Linked DNA regions of Homo sapiens: region 2 is linked to region 1. Evidence: chromatin contacts called from ENCODE Hi-C or POLR2A ChIA-PET data. All regions are on one chromosome and are shown on one strand. Each heading gives the region's core, a stretch centred on a gene start or an enhancer-like site at or near the end of the contact. The rest is flanking DNA. Distances are from core to core; before and after follow the strand shown.

Region 1 (3,001 bases), core at 175-2,674:
CTTCCTGCCTCTTGAAACTCTCACTCTTGTATAACTCATTATTATGAAGCTCCCTCTTGGAAACCAGCCATCTTATAAGAAGTATGACTACCGTGAGCCCACCATGTTGTCAAATACCTAAGCAACAGGAAGAGGCCCTAGAAGATGAGATACTGCAAGGAAATAAACTGAGGTAAAGGAGCACCAAAATTCCAGATCTGCAAATAAACAAATATTCCTGGAGGTGGATTCTCTAGCCTCAGCAGCCGCAGCTGATGCCCACCTAAGCAACCTTCCAAAATTCCTGATCCACACAATTATGTAAAAACTACAATGGGCCGGCACAGTGGCTCACACCTGTAATCCCAGCACTTTGGGAGACCAGGGTGGGTGGATTGTCTGAGGTCAGGAATTCGAGACCAGCCTGGCCAACATCGTGAAATCTCGTCTCTACTAAAAATACAAAAATTAGCCGTGCATGGTGGCGTGTGCCTGTAATTCCAGCTACTCGGAAGGCAAAGACAGGAGAATTGCCTGAACCCAGGAGGCGGAGGTTGCAGTGAGCTGAAATTGCACCACTGCACCACTTCAGACTGGGCAACAGAGAGAGACTCCACCTAAAAAAAAAACAAAAAAAACAAAAAAAAAACTAAAAAAAACTACAATGGTTATTTTAATCCAGTAAGTTTGACATAGTTTTATTACACAACAGATAACTAGAAAAGAAATGTGTGGTATCTGCAACAGGATCGGGCAGTGAAATGGATGCATGAAGGGCCTCAGATGGACTTCTTAATAGAGGTTGAAAGAACAGTAAGGAAGTTGTTGTGAAACAGTATGGAAGGTGGAGAAAAAAATCTGTGTTGCACAGTGGCATAAATTTCAGTACAACTGTCACCTGTGGTAATAGGGAAACTAGAAAAGGTGGATCTGGTGAACAAATTTCCCAGGATGAATGATGAAAATGACAACTGGTTTCTTTTATAACAGCTGCAATAACCAGGTGTGGATTGTGCCAATTTAAGAATGATGAGGTGGATAAATTTGAAAAGAAGAGCTTTATTTCTCATAAAGGGTTTCAGCCTGTATGCTGGCCATCCCACAGGATGGGAAACAAAGCCTCCAACAGCAGCTGAGAGCAAGCACTTTGAGGGAGGGGTAAAGGGAACAGGAATTTATGCTGAGTGAGGTAGCCAAATATGCATATTTAATAAGCTAAAGGAAGAGTCATGAATATTTATGAAAGAAGAAATATGCACATGTGCAATTGCGCTTCATGCACCTTTCATGGGTTGCATGTTCAAAAAATGGTGGCATTAGCATGATCTGAAAATGGAGTTTTCAGCCCACTGATGTCAAAAGATGAAGCAGAGGACACAAAACCATCACCGTGTATCCTCCACCAGTCAGCCAAAACCGGTCTGGAGATGGTGGTCAGTTTTTAGCAAGGGATGTATTGTGAAATTGCAAAAAAAGTAGGAAGAGTCCAGTCACAGCCTCAGATGATTGGCTTAAGATGATAAAGCAATGAGTCATCTGTTTCTTGTTCTCCAGAGCTGGTTTCTGTTTATTTCTTAGGAAAGAAATCTGGTTAAAGGTTACTAAGGAAGGGACATACTGAGGCTTGTCCAACCCCCTATCCCATCATGGCTAGGAACTCAGTTTATAAGGTTTCTTTTTTGTAGAATCCTTTTTATTTATTTATTATTTCAATAAGTCTTGAGGGACAGGTGGTGTTTGGTTACATGAATAAGTTCTTCAGTGATGATTTCTGAGATTTTGGTGCACCCATCACCCGAGCAGTGTATACTGTAACCAATGTATAGTCTTTTATCCCTCATCACCCTCCCACCCATTCCCCAAGTCCCTAAAGTCTATCATATCATTCTTATGCCTTTGCATCCTCATAGCTTAGCTCCCACTTATAAGTGAGGACACGCAATGTTTGGTTTTTTATTCCTGAGTTACTTCACTTAGAATAATGGTCTCCAATTTCATCCAGATTGCTGCAAATGTCATTATTTTGTTCCTTTTTATGGTGGAGTAGTATTCTATGGTGTATATTTATACACACCATATTTTCTTTATCCACTCATTGATTAATGGGCATTTGGGCTGGTTCCATATTTTTGCAACTGCAAATTGTGCTGCTATAAACATGTGTGTGCAAGTGTCTTTTTCGTATAATGACTTCCTTTCCTCTGGGTCGATACCCAGTTGTGGGATTGCTGGATCAAATGGCAGATTTACTTTAAGTTCTTTAAGGAATCTCCATCCACACTGTTTTCCATAGTTGTACTAGTTTACATTCCCACCAGCAGTCTAAACGTGTTCCTTTTTTGCCACATCCATTTCAACATCTTTTTATTTTTAATGGTCATTCTTGCAGGAGTACAGTGGTATCACATTGCGGTTTTGATTTGCATTTCCCTCATCGTTAGTAATGTTGACCATTTTTTCATGTGTTTGTGGGCCATTCGCATATCTTTTTTTGAGAATTGTCTACTCATGTCCTTAGCCCACTTTTTGAAAGGATTGTTTGTTGTTATCTTGCTGGTTTGATTGAGTTCCTCGTACATTGTGGATATTAGTCCTTTGTCAGGTGCGTACTTTGTGAACATTTTTCTCCTACTCTGTGGGTTATTTGTTTACTCTGCTGATTATTTCTTTTGCTATGCAGAAGCTTTTTAGTTTAATTAAGTCCCATCTATTTATTTATTTGTCTTTGTTTTGTTGCATTTACTTTTGGGTTCTTGGTCATGAAGTCTTTGTCTAAGCCAATATCTAGAAGGGTTTTTCTGATGTTCTGCGATTTTTATGATTTCAGGTCTTATATTTAAGTCTTTAATCCATCTTGAGTTGATTTTTGCATAAGGTGAGAGATGAGGATCCAGATTCACTCTCCTACATGTGGCTTGCCAATTATCCCAGCACCATTTGTTGAATAGGGTGTCCTTTCCCCACTTTATGTTTTTCTTTGCTTTGTTGAAGATCAGTTGGCTGTAAGTATTTCACTTTATTT
Region 2 (3,001 bases), core at 348-2,847, 48 kb after region 1:
ATGAGTCTAGCCCAGATTACTGATCCAAAGGATGAGCAAATAAAATGCTTGTCTTTATGCCAAATAAAACAATGTCACAGACTCTCCCAATCTCCTTATTATTTTTTTTTTTTTTTGAGATGGAGTTTCGCTCGTTGCCCAGGCTGGAGTGCAATGGCGCGATCTCAGCTCACTGCAACCTCTGCCTCCCAGGTTCAAGAGATTCTCCTGCCTCAGCCTCCTGAGTAGCTGAGACTATAGGCGCATGCCACCATGCCCAGCTAATTTTTGTATTTTTAGTACAGACGGGGTTTTGCTGTGTTGGCCAGGCTGGTCTCGAACTCCTGACCTCAAGCGATCCATCCCCTTAAATCATGTAAAATTTCATGAGTATGTGCCATGTGCAGTTTTCTGTGAAGAAGATCCTTAATCTTCATCAGATTCTCAAAGCGATCTATGAGCCAAATTTAAAAAGTAAAGACCCATCAGCCCCAACTATGATTTCTCTTCCAGAAGCTGGCCTTCTCAGCTCTGGCTTGACTTACTGGTATAGTGTGTGGCTGGCTTTGGAAAGAAAAGGAAACTCTATTTACATTATCTGTATCCCAGCATCCTCACCTCTTCCATGAGTCTAGCTGAGTAAGAGTTTGGATGTTAGTTCCCATCTTTTCCTGTGTATTCATTATAATGCATGGAACTATGAGAGTAATTCCCATGTTAAATGTGGCCAGAGAGGTCGGCAGACCAAGGAGCAAGTTACTGTCCTCCCAAATTACCATTACACTTCCACAGAAAGTCCTCTAAAAACTTGCCACAGACATTACCAAACTGTCACCCTTTATTGTTCCAAGTCAAAGCAGACCAAGTACACCTCAATACCAAAGCTTTTCTCCCAGAAAAAAAAAAAAAAAAAAACAGGAACTCAGAGTCGGCAAAGACTCTCCTAAAACATCTGTCCTGGCCAGCTCTTCATCTGGATCGGTGCTGACAGAAACAGAAACGCCAGGGGCCGGAAATGCGGCCAGCGCGATGCCCCTCTGTTCTGGGCACCGTTTATTCGAATACCCCGTCAGGTATCATCAGGTGTCACTCAGGAAGGAGACACGCCCTGCCTGGACTGCCGCGAACGCTGAGCGTTACGGGGTACGTGGTGGCCCCTCAGGTTACCGACCGGGTCGGTTAGATTCCAGAGGACAAAAGGCAGGGAACAGCCTGGTCTTGGGGTCTTTAAACAGAGAGGCGCCATCTACTGCCGAGAACCCAGTCAACATCTCATGGACAAAGCTGCACTAACCCCCGGCCGGCTGAGCTCTGGGCCCCGTTAGCCTTTCTTTGAGGCTCGTCCACTAAAAGGCAGCCCCAGTAGTCCCAGCTGAAATGCTCCACACCCGAGCCCCGCTGGCCTGCGGAAGCGAAGACTGACAAGCACTCTGTCCGCGCGCTGAGTGGGGGCTCGCGGCACCGGGTGCTCCGCCCAGGCCCCAGCACACTCACTCACCAGCCTGGTAGCTCGGTACGGCCCGGGCCCCACGATGCGATGCTCCATGGCGCGTAGGCAGCAGCGGCCGCAGCCGCGCCAGCGCTGATCCCCGCCAGCCGGAGGAGCAGCAGTTTGAATCCCAAGCCCGCGGGCTGCGGGCGCTGATTGGGCGGCGCGGCAGCACGTCACCGGAAATGCGCGGGGAGGCAGGCGTCTTCTCCGAGACCCGCGGCGCTGGGAGCTCCGCGTGCGAACTTGCCCGGGGCGAAATCTGTTGCCCACCCTGGTCCCACCGTGCGAGCACACCTAGGCAGGTGCGACTAAGGGGCCGGGGGCGTCTCCCCAGCGCTGGAAAACGCTGTGCAGCGCCCTTCCCAGATTTCTGCGTCCGCGCAACACAAACACACGCAACGCTATCTCTACAAAAGGGTCAATAATAGGTGTTATCCAGCGACCGAAACCCAGCTTTGGGCCGCGTGGATAAATACCTGTCCTCCCTACCAAGTGCACTGTGAGCCTGGAGGTGCTGCTAACGCTGGGAGAAGCGGTAGTGAAATGAAGCGAGGCGACAGCTTTTACCAGTGTAGGGACATTTAAAAACGGGATAGAGAGCACAAGGAGCGTAGACAGTGTGTTAAGGGCAATAAAGAGCGGGAAGGGAGCCCCGATTCCTCTTCTGTTTGTTCTCATGATAGTCTTTTCCCCTTTAATTTGAGTTCTATGTTTTGTATTGGGCTGATACTTTTAGTCCTCGGCAATAGGGTTGTGAGTCCTTTTTTGACTGCTTAGAATTTTCCCCCTGGGAATTGCTAGTCCGATTTGCAATCTTTCAGAGGGACAAATGAAGTAACTCCATATACTTAGGACTCTGTACACCTACTCAAATTTGGTCATCTCGGTAAGTACCCAGGACAAGACGTTGAAGGAGTGAAGGTGTGCCATTCCAAAATATGCCTAATTGGTATATTGATTATTTCGAGCGGAAAACATTGGAGAAATGGTAGTTTCAGAAAGGGCAAGCTGACCTGCCTCTTCGATGCAGCAGGCCACAAAGATTTCTCTGGGATGGGCATCCTCTCCCTACCACGGTGAGAAAATAGCCTTTATCACCAAAGGCTTGGAATTGAAGGCTGCAGTGGACCTGAATAAACATTCTTAACGAAGTAACCCTATCTTCCACTAGGAGATATAGGAGATTTTTTACATATATCTTCTAGTGACTCCCTAGAAAATGTTACTGCCTTTGTGAGCTGTGGAAGTTAACTCGAGTCACAGGGCACCAAAATATGTTAGCAGCTGCCCATATCCGAGACACGGCCCCAAAGTATGTTACAGGCAGTGAATTCCTACAGATCTGCAGCAACCTCAATTCTTGACTCCTCAGAAGAAAGAGTTCGACTGAGGGGCATAAGGCAAAAGGAGAGACCAAGGCAAGTATTAGAACAGAAGTGAAGTTTATTAAAAAGCTTTGAATGAAAGGAAGTACACTTGGAAGAGGGCCAAGCCAGTGACTTGAGAGATCTAGTGCGTAGTTTGACCTTT

Evidence for each region. Hi-C counts contacts between places; a loop is a spot of excess contacts on that map. ChIA-PET counts read pairs that join two places held with the same protein, here RNA polymerase II (POLR2A). Pooled maps may share reads with other maps.
Region 2: a pooled map shows a loop between it and region 1 (2.4-fold over the local background). The contact joins the promoter of DEPDC1B here to the enhancer-like site in region 1. A Hi-C loop is called at or near these places in 4 of 50 pooled maps. POLR2A ChIA-PET finds 5 or more read pairs at or near these places in 8 of 52 experiments (A673, Caco-2, OCI-LY7 and 4 more).

What each region holds. Positions count from the first base shown.
Region 1 is chr5:60,650,932-60,653,932 of GRCh38, forward strand. All of the region lies in intron 2 of DEPDC1B (DEP domain containing 1B), which reads right to left. Among named protein-coding and RNA genes, the nearest start is that of DEPDC1B, 48 kb to the right of the region's middle. RefSeq lists a silencer at 1,171-1,465. Within about 2 kb of position 1,425, at least 2 of the 41 ENCODE cell types and tissues checked have a DNase peak (open chromatin) inside an H3K27ac peak, as active enhancers do; they include PC-3, where a contact is called at or near this core.
Region 2 is chr5:60,698,569-60,701,569 of GRCh38, forward strand. It overlaps DEPDC1B (DEP domain containing 1B), which reads right to left and starts at 1,598. Exons shown (of 11, transcript NM_018369.3): 1 at 1,478-1,598. The coding sequence starts at 1,525. It overlaps LOC124900982 (a long non-coding RNA gene), which reads left to right and starts at 1,672. Exons shown (of 2, transcript XR_007058779.1): 1 at 1,672-1,773.